2 separate regions of the Homo sapiens genome follow, and region 1 is linked to region 2. Evidence: read pairs that join two places in POLR2A ChIA-PET (ENCODE). Cell type or tissue: A673. All regions are shown on one strand. Region 1 overlaps SOX6 (SRY-box transcription factor 6). Region 2 overlaps SOX6 (SRY-box transcription factor 6).

Region 1 (5,000 bases), 87 kb after region 2:
AGTTTTAATTTGCATTACTTGGATTACCCACTTCTAGCCAAGACGGAGGCTGAATTTACCCTCCTGCAAAAAAAAAAAAAAAAGAAGCTTAAAAAACTTTGAGAAATAAGGTTTCAAGATTGCTCATCAAGCAACAAAGAGCAGTATCCCTTGAGAGAGAGTAAACAAATGAGTGAGCCCTACCATTTTCCCAGCTTACTGCCTGGAGAGAGTTTCCAGGCTACAGTACAAGGCAGAAGAACTCAGGTAAAGCCTATTTTCCAGAGTCAAGAGATTGAACTAAAAGTTCAAAAAGACTTAGGTGGCTAGAAATTACATGGCACAGTACTGAAGAATGACAAGCTTCAGAGAAAGGAATCCAGAGATCTGCAGAGGGGTCCCTTGAGTGCTCTACTGAGTACGACGGCCAGATGCATGTGAGAAAACTCATGAAGCCAGAAAAAGAATTGTCTGAAAGGATTAGAGAGACCCATCCCAGCTGCTCATAAAGGCCTGGGAATAGTCCTATCTTCACTAGCCAACGTGGAAATAGTCATGATTTGGTGCATCACACAGAAAATTCAGAAGGGCTTTTAGAAGCCTCAGTTGTGGGGTAAAACTAGCATTAGACTAGATAAATCCTGCCTTATCCTGCTTGGAAACTTAAAAACAATACCCTAAAGGATCAAACTGTTTCCAAGAAACTTAAAGCATCCCAAGACAAAGCCTAAGAATATTTATAGGAATATCCAACAAGGTAAAATTCACCATGGCTAGTATTCAACTTTTTAAAAATCAGGTGTGCAGAGAAGCAGGAAAATATGACCCTAATGAGGAGAACTATCAATCAAATGAAACTGAACTAACGATGACAGAGATATTAAAATTAACAAAGACATTAAAAGAGTTATTAAAACTATATTTTTTACATGTTTGCTAAGCTAGTAGAAAGATGTAAAAGGTTAAATGGAGGTATGAAACACATGTAAACAAAAAATTATTTTAATCAAATGTCTAGAGCTAAAAACCAAAATGTCTGAAATGAAAAACATACTGAATAAATCAAATGTCCAATTAAATATTGCAGAAAAAATTAGTAATCTTGTTGACATAGCAGTAGAAACTATCTAAAATGAAATGCAGACAGAAAATGTAAAAAAAAATGAACAGAGCATCAGTAAGCTGTGAGACAATATCAAGTGGTCTAATATATGCATAACTAGAGTCCTCAAATATAAGGAGAGAGGAAGAAAAAATATTGAAAATATAATGGCTGAAATTTCTTCAAATTTGATGAAAACTATAAATCTTTAAATTCAAACCAAGCACAAGAAATATGAAGAAAACTACACAAAGGTACATCATAATTAACTTGCTTAGAACCAGTGAATTAAAGAGAAAATTCTGAAAAGTAATCCCCCAAAAAGGCAGGTTATTGTAGAGGAACTAAAATCATGTGACAGCTGATTCCTCATTGAAAACAACTCAGGCCAGAAGACAATTGTGCAACATTTTTAAGTACTAAAATAAAAAATAAAACTCTACCTAGAATTCTATATCCAGCAAAAATATCTTTCAAACAAAAAGATGAAATAAAAAATTTTAGACACATAAAAGCTGATAGAATTTATCACCAGCAGATCTGGACTGTAAGGAATATTAAAGGAAATCCATCAAGCAAAAAAATTATATTGAAGGAGATCTGTATCTACAAAAAGGAATTAAGAGTAACAGAAATAACAATAACATGGGTGTATATTTAATTTTTTCTTTTTATTTAAATATTATTTAATGATAATTTGCTGTTTAGAGCAAAAAGAATATCAATGTATTTTAAGATTTATAAGATAAGTAGAATCCAAATGTATAACAACAATAATAAAATCTGGAAGAGAAATTAAAGTATACGTTTATTGTACTATAGTGTAAATACTATGAACATCTCTTGAAGGTGGACTGTAAGTTGAAGATGTATACAATTAAACTCCAAGGCAATCACCAAAATAATGCAACAGAAAGTCATAGCTAATAAACCAGCAAAAAATATACATGGTATTATTTTAAAAATCAAAAGAAAGAAAAATAACAGACTGTATCATGCATATAAAAAACATGAGCAAAATGATAGACTTAAATACAACCATATCAAAGCTCACACAGATAATCCCAATTAAATATACATGGCAGTCTCTTCAATAGATGGAGCTGGGAAAACTGGATAACCCGTATGTAAAAGAATGAAACTCACTCTTATTTTATACCACATACAAAATCAACTCAAAATAGATTAAAGATTTAAACATAAACTTGAAACTATAAAACTCCTAGAAGAAAACATAGAGGAAAAACTATACAACACTTGTCTGGGCAATGATTTTTTAGATTTCATTCCAAAAATGCAGGCAGCAAAAGCAAAAATAGACAAATGGGATTACGTTAAAATTAAAAAAAAACTTCTGCACAACAAATGAAACAATTAACAGAGTGAAGACAATCTACAAATTGGGAAAAAATATTTACAAGCCATACATCTGATAAGGGATTAACGTCCAAAATATATAAAGAAGTCAAACAACTTTATAAAAGAAAAACAAATAATTTGATTAAGAAATAGACAAAAGGCCTGAATACACATTTCTCAAAAGAAGGCGTATAAGTGGCTAAGAAATACATTTACAAAGCTTGAAATCATTAATCACAAGGGAGATGCAAATCAAAATCATATGGAGATATCATTGCACACCTGTTTAGAATAGCTAGTATAAAAAGGACCAAAGATAACCAGTGTTGGCAAGGATGTGGAGAAAAGGGAATTTTTGTATACTGTTAGTGGGTATGTAAGTTAGTATAGCCATTATGAAAAACTGTATGCAGGTTCCTGAAAAACCTAAAAATATAATTAACATATAATCCAGCAATTCCATTTCTGGGAATTTACCTGAACGATTTAAAATCAGTATGTCAAAGAGATGTCTGCATGCCTATGTTCACTGCAGCACTATTCACAATAGCCAAGTTATGGAATATCAAGCTAAGTGTCCATCAATGGATGAATGGATAAAGAAAATGTGGCATATGTACACAAAAGAATACTATTCAGCCTTAATAAAGGAAGAAAGATGTCATTTGCAATAACATGGATGGAATTGGAGAACATCATGCTAAGTCAAATAAGCCAAACACAGAAAGACAAATACCACATTTTCACTTATATGTGGAATTTAAAACAACTCAACTCACAGAAGGAGAGAGTAGAATGGTGGTTACCAGAGTCTAGGGTATGGGGAAATGGAGAGATGGCAATCAATGGCTACAAAGCCACAGTTAGATAAGAAAAATAAGTGTTTTTTTTAGACATATTGTATAGCATGGTGAATATAGCTAGTAATTGAGTACTGCACATTTCAATATCACTAAGAGAGTAAATCACGAATGTTTTTGTCACAAAAATGTCAAATATTTGACATGATGAATAGGTTAGTTTAATCACTCCACATCATTTTCAAAAATCATCATATCATCATGTACCCCATAAATACATACAACTATAATTTGTCAATACATAACATTAAAAAGTTAGAGATAGTCAAGCTGGATAAAAAGCAAAACTCATATATACCTTGATAAGACTATGTTGCTATATAAATATCAAAGTAGAGTTTAGAGCAAAAACTATTATCAGGGATAAAGAGGATCATTTCATAATGGCAAAGTATATGATATGATATGATATATGATGATACGATAGAGAAGACGGTCATTCTAATTGTTTATGCACCTAGTAACAGAGCTTCAAAATATACGTATCACAAACTGATATAACTACAAGAAGAAATGACAAATTCACAATTGTAAGTCAGATAATTCAACACCCCTTTCTTAATATCTGACAGTCGTATCGCTTCAATAATTGAAAATAGTATCTCTTCATAGGCTACATAGGGCCATTTTTACATTTGTTTTTTGAATTGTCTATCCATGTCCTTTTCTCTTTGTTTTGAGATTTTTTTGTCCTTATTTCCCTCAAATTTTCAGAAATTCCAGAGTTCTTTATATATTAGGAATATTAGTCCTTTATTTTTTATATATGGACAAATATTTTCTCTCAATTTGTAGGTTTTGTTTTGGTTTTACTTATGATCTTTTTAACATGCAAATACTTTTATTTGTATGTATTCAAATCTAGCATGCTTTTCCTTTATTATCTCTGGATTCTGAGTCATAAGGCCTTTCATTCAAGAGAAATTCACCTATGTTTTCTTGCAATATATTGCTTTTTTTTTTAACCCTTAGATCTCTGATCATTTTGGAGTTTATTCTTTTCTATAGTATTAAGTATAGATCTAACGTTATCTTTTTTAAATGGCTACCGCATTTGAATTTAATATATGGCTATACCATATATTAAAAAGTTTATCTATGCCCTAGTGATTTGAAATGCTAACTTCATTATATACTAAACTTCCACACATATTTGGGTTTAATTATGGACTTTATTCTCCTTGTTTATTCATTTGCCATTACTGTACTCCATAGTTTTAATTACAGACTTTATAGTTTGCTTTAATGTCTATTAGGACTATTCTCATACCCCCTGCATTTGTAATTTTCTTTTTAAGTATATTCCTCACTATTCTTGCATGTTTGTTTATCCATATGAACTTTAGTATCAACTTGACTAGCCTCATCATAAAAACTTCGGGGAATGTGTTACATTTATAAATTATAAATTTATAAAAATTTAAAAATTATAAATTAACTTATAAATAACTAACTTCTTCATGATGTTGAGTTGCCCTATCCACCAAAAGGGGATGTCGTTTTATTTGTTCAGATGTACTACTGTGTCTTTTAGGATTATTTTAAAGCTTTCCTCATATGAAATTTGTATATTTTCTTTTAAGTTTACTCCTAAATATTTAATCTTCTTTGTTGCTACGGCAAATGGTGTTTTTTCTACCATTAATTATATCCTCTAATTGGCTGTGCTATTTTCTACAAAAGCTATTAATTGTTGTATA
Region 2 (5,000 bases):
TGAAGAGGTAAGGCACTCTTCCACTTTAATTCCGGAAAGAAGCAGAGACTGGTTTCCCTGAATTTTTAGTACCACTGGTTTGGGAGAGAGCTGGGGAGTACAGTGCAGTCTAAGAGATAAGCACAGATAGAGAAGGGCGGGTTGTGTAGAGACTGAAGTAACTGAAGGATAGCGCAGAAAAAGCTTTGAGATTCACCTTCAGGTTTTGGTATGCTGAATGAGATCTTTGCCATAAGGCCACACTCGGAAAAACAGGTAACTAGCTGATTCCATTGAGTAGCTCTTGGGATCTGGTCAGTTCTCTTATTTTTAGGCGCATTCCAACTATAACAAACAGTCTAGCATGACTAATGTGGAAAAACTAAAGTGTAGTTTTAGTTCACAACAAGAATTTGTAATTTTTGCTGTTATAGCCCTTGCTAGTCATAATTATAGCAGCTTTACCTATTCTTTATAACCCAGAAACTTTATTATTAAAATGTTTGAAGCAGACTATAGAGCATCTATCATGACTTTTAAAGTTAATTAGATTACATAAAAGAAATAATTAGATTTGCATTTTTATCTTGGTTTTAAACATCCAAAGATCACAACAGCCTGCCTGTGGGCAATTAAAAACAGCATACAGCAGAGACATAGAGAGAGGAAAGAGGGTCTGTTTTTCCTGGCTAATTCATGATTGAAGATAGAATTACAAAATATTTTAAGGGCTTGCGGAAGCTAGGGGCTAATCCTAGACTTCTAAGCTTTGTTTATACCCCTCATTTCTTTGCAAGGGAGTATCATATGTATGTACAGTGCCAATAGAAGTATCAAATTACTTTCAATAGGTTTATTTAGTCCTTTTCAGAGAAAGTTGGAAGGAGATCCATTACCTGATCAATAACATACAAAAAACGACTATTTGCCAGAGCCAAAACAGGAGCACTGTAATTGCATTTTGTTCATCAATGATAAATACAAATAACAAAGAAATACAACCTAAGACAGAGGGACTATGTGGGATTGAAGTCAGCTTCTGACTGTCCTCGGTTTTTCTGTTGGGTGCTCCAGCCATTTCCAAAAGACAATAAATGGAAGGTGCAGCTCTTAAAATTAGAGGTCAATTAGATACTTAATGATGAAACATATCTCCAATATATATCTATTATTATTATGCTAGCAAAAAATTAATTAACTAGGTCAAGCAGGTCATGAAGGCTAATGTACAAAGCAATTATTTCTGATCTTTAGACAACTACTTCACATAAAAAGGTAGTCCTTTATTCTGCTCAGCAGATACCTGAAATGCCTGTAGTTAATCATATTGAAGGAAACAAAAGGTAAGGTCTATCTCCTTAAAAGGTGAGAGGACATCTCAAGTTATTATGTTTAATTGTTTAAGGACAATCACTTCCTTGCTGATAATATTAGCATCTTTCTGGTTACCAAAAAGGAAGAAAGGATAACACACATTTAATGATGCTCTACCACGTGGGAAACATACAGACTCACAAAATATATAAATAGCACACAGGAATATATTATAATCAAAATTAAAAACACTGTATATGAAAGATAATCATATATGCTTAAGAACAGAGTACAACTTCAGTGAAGTAATGAACACTGGTTTGGGTAAAAGAAAATAAGCAATATGTATTTCAACATTTAAAAGAAAAAGTTTTCAGATAAGACAAAGAATATTTGCAAAGACGCAGCAATGGCATTTAGTTCAGGCCTTCTACAAATAAAGTTTGCCATCTAATGCATATGTTAAATGATGAGGGGAGGGCAATGAATATTGCACATTAATCATAAAGAAAACAAGGCACTAAAAATTTCAAGTCTCACGATTTTACCCAAAAAAGACACATGTGTATGAATTGACTAAATCATTGGCCCTTGCCCAGAAAGCCAAATGCCTAAATAAAACCCCATCCAGCCAGTCCATTCTTAAGAGATCGTTGTTTAGTTAGTTATGTGAGGAGAGGACACTGCCTATATAGCTCACAATATAAGCCACTTGAATAACTCTAAAATTGGAGTCTGAAGAGACACAAATAATTGGATAATACTATTCATCCCTGGAAAAGGAAGTTTCTCACAGAGATATTTTAATGAGCTGAATTCTTTTGCAAAGACTCAGTTCTAGTTGCAAAATTCCATCGTTAAATGTGTTCCTATTGATGTGCTATAGAAACCAAAGAATGTGGTATATTGGATCCATAAAAAAAATCTCCAGATTCAAAACCATGGCCTGGTCAAATGAGGTTAGATGAATAAATATGTGAAAAAAATCAAGAAATGAGGATTTATAAAATATTTTCTGTTTTGCCTAGAATTGTCTTATATTTAATCATTGATTAAAATACTGTAAACATGCTTTGATCTGTTTACAACTGTCAAATTAATTAAAAGTGAATTCTGTTTACCAGTTAGCATAACTCAGAAGTAAAATGCTTCGAAATATTAGCTAAGATACTACAGTTCAATGAGTGGGAGGGGGAGGATGAAATTACTGAAGCAGTTATCTTTCCTTTGAAATTACAGCCTATGAATCAATATTCCCAACTCCAAAGATCCATATTCCATGACCTATTAGTTTTGCTTTCCATAGACTTGGTAAAAAATATGCTATTTCTGTCCTGGAAATATCAAAAATATCTATTTTTTTCCTGGGCTCCATATCAGGAGAATTACTTCACATGTAAAAAATTAGAGAAATCATCATTTTCCCCAAAGCACAGAGGGATCTGAATTTACAAAGCAAACATTCTCCGAAAAGACCTAATATTAAAGTGATATTTTAATAATCATTTATAATTATTATCCTGATTTATTAAAAGGTAAAAATGGACTCATCAAAACTATAAAAACAGTTCACAAAATCATACATCTTACTTTTCCAACACGGTTTACTTGGCTTTAGAAGAATCTATTTAAAAGTTTAGTTAGAATTTACGAAGGCAAAATAATGTTAAAAAATATATTCAAGGAAGACATATAAATAAAATTGTTCTTAACTGCACATATAAGTTCTGAATAATTGCAAATAAAATAAACATGGGAACTTTTACAATACTATCTTAATCATGCCTTTTCCTATTTCTAATGAAAAATCCTGTTTTTCAATTTGTGGAAGCCATTCATTCATTTTCATTTGTTTCCATTATAATAGACCCAGATGTGTCTGTGTGGGGTTGTTACAAGAGGTTAGGCACTCTTCCCTTTGTTTCTATTAAAGCTTGCAAATTGGGGGGAAAAAAACAGTACTATTTCAGAAGACAGCATTCTAAACTAGAGGAACGATTTTGAATGCAACCACCTCATACTCATGACCCATAGCCAGTTGCCATGATTTAATCTTGCTGACCATGTAAGCTAATAGGTTCTAGGACTCAAGATATAAAAAGAAAAAAAAAGTGTCAAACTTGCTCAAATTGTCTCTGTATTCATCATTTGCTTTTGAAAGAGAAGTTAAGTTTCATTTTTAATATATTTAATAATCTTTAATTCACCTTTAATAATTTTGTTTTATCCTTTGTTCTGTTTTGGGTTCAAATGAGAAAGTGTTTCTTTTTTTGATAGAAAAAAAATGTTTGAAGCATCCCTCAAGTCTCATATTTTGCTCAGAAAGCATTTAAAATTAATCCAACAATAATCTCTCTCTTAAATTTGATTAAATTTCAAAAGCCATATTTGAAAATATAGTTACCCTTTCCCCTTCCAAAAAAAAAAAAAAAGAAAGTCTGAATGTCAAATACCTGTTTTGTAAGTCTCAGAGATGAATACATTTTGTGATTTTGTGTAAGGAGTACGTGTTTTTCAGCATTTGAAAAATTTTTTGAATGGTCTCACATGTAGAAGGTAAATACTGACAAGATATGCCATAAAGCAGTAGCTCAGGACAGAATGAACTATAAATACAGGTCTTATTGCTTTCTCTTATTTTTTAAAAAATTTGAGTTCTTATTACAAAGAATCTTATATTTCTAAAGTGAATGTAACTCTGACATTGACTATCTTTATTTTATAATTTATACTGCTAAGTTCAAGTGCTGATTAGCTTAAATTAAAAAATTAAACAACAAGAAATATCCACACATTTTAAAAGCAATCAAACTTCTATTAGAAAACTTGAAAAACATTACTCCTATCTTTTCAAATTGATGTTTCCAAATGTTCATTCCAATGAATATTTTAAGATCATGTTCTGTAGTTTTCTGAAAAAGATGTAGTCAATTTATACTACACAATCATATATAAGTAATACACACTAAAAATATTTCATTAAAATATTCTGAACTGATTTGGTTGCTGTTCACCTGGAGTTCTCAGTGCCACAGGAAAACATCAGTGAAGACAACCAGTCAGTATAAACAGCACTGGACTAAGAAGTAAAATATATTAGAAAAGAATAAACAAGTAAGTTATAAAGCAGTAGTAAAAACAATAATTAACTGATATAAGAACACCTCAGGGAACTTCCTCCATTCCTGCTTTACAAATAGGAGAAACAGAGAGAACTAAACGATCATGTTATTTAACACCTACTGAGTTCCTACAGAGGGATCTACAGAAAAATGTAGGAAGCCACAGGCTAAAAATCTTGACCTGAGCAGTAGGAGCTACACTGAAAATTCTAATAAGGGCAGAACAAGGGAACACCTGGACAGTTATTTAATTAAGGGTCTCAGCATGAGTCATAAAAGAGATATCAGGATGAGAAATTATTCCAAGATTTAATTGTAAAGGCTGACTGTCAAAAATGCCAGACATTACAACTCATCTATATTTGGACTTTTTATTTTGCAACATGTGTACTTGAATATGGAATACTGAATACGACAAAAACCAACAAAAAAGTTGGCTAAGATCTCCTACTGAAAATAGCTGGACAAAATGCCAATTAGGTAAAGGGACTGCTTCAGATACCAAATTAGTACTTTAAGTGCAGTAACTACCTGGAACACTGAGTATGATTAACAAAATGAAGCAAGGATCGAAGGTAAAATCCT

What was found. ChIA-PET counts read pairs that join two places held together with the same protein. Peaks named below come from ENCODE experiments on the same cell type or tissue, not always from the same donor. Only the 100,000 strongest peaks of a DNase experiment are listed, where the experiment ranks them.
Region 1: POLR2A ChIA-PET joins it to region 2 with 6 read pairs; 2 of 35 experiments call an interaction of 5 or more read pairs at or near these places.

Annotation. Positions count from the first base shown.
Region 1 is chr11:16,264,784-16,269,783 of GRCh38, forward strand. All of the region lies in intron 3 of SOX6 (SRY-box transcription factor 6), which reads right to left. Among named protein-coding and RNA genes, the nearest start is that of SOX6, 89 kb to the right of the region's middle. In A673, no CTCF peak of the experiment used is centred here; no DNase peak of the experiment used is centred here; H3K4me3 peaks cover 243 bases.
Region 2 is chr11:16,177,850-16,182,849 of GRCh38, forward strand. The region is part of intron 6 of SOX6 (SRY-box transcription factor 6); the gene reads right to left. Among named protein-coding and RNA genes, the nearest start is that of SOX6, 180 kb to the right of the region's middle. RefSeq lists enhancers at 1-8, 977-1,121 and a cis regulatory region at 1,049. In A673, no CTCF peak of the experiment used is centred here; DNase peaks (open chromatin) are centred at 692 and 1,942; H3K4me3 peaks cover 403 bases; H3K27ac peaks cover 1,370 bases.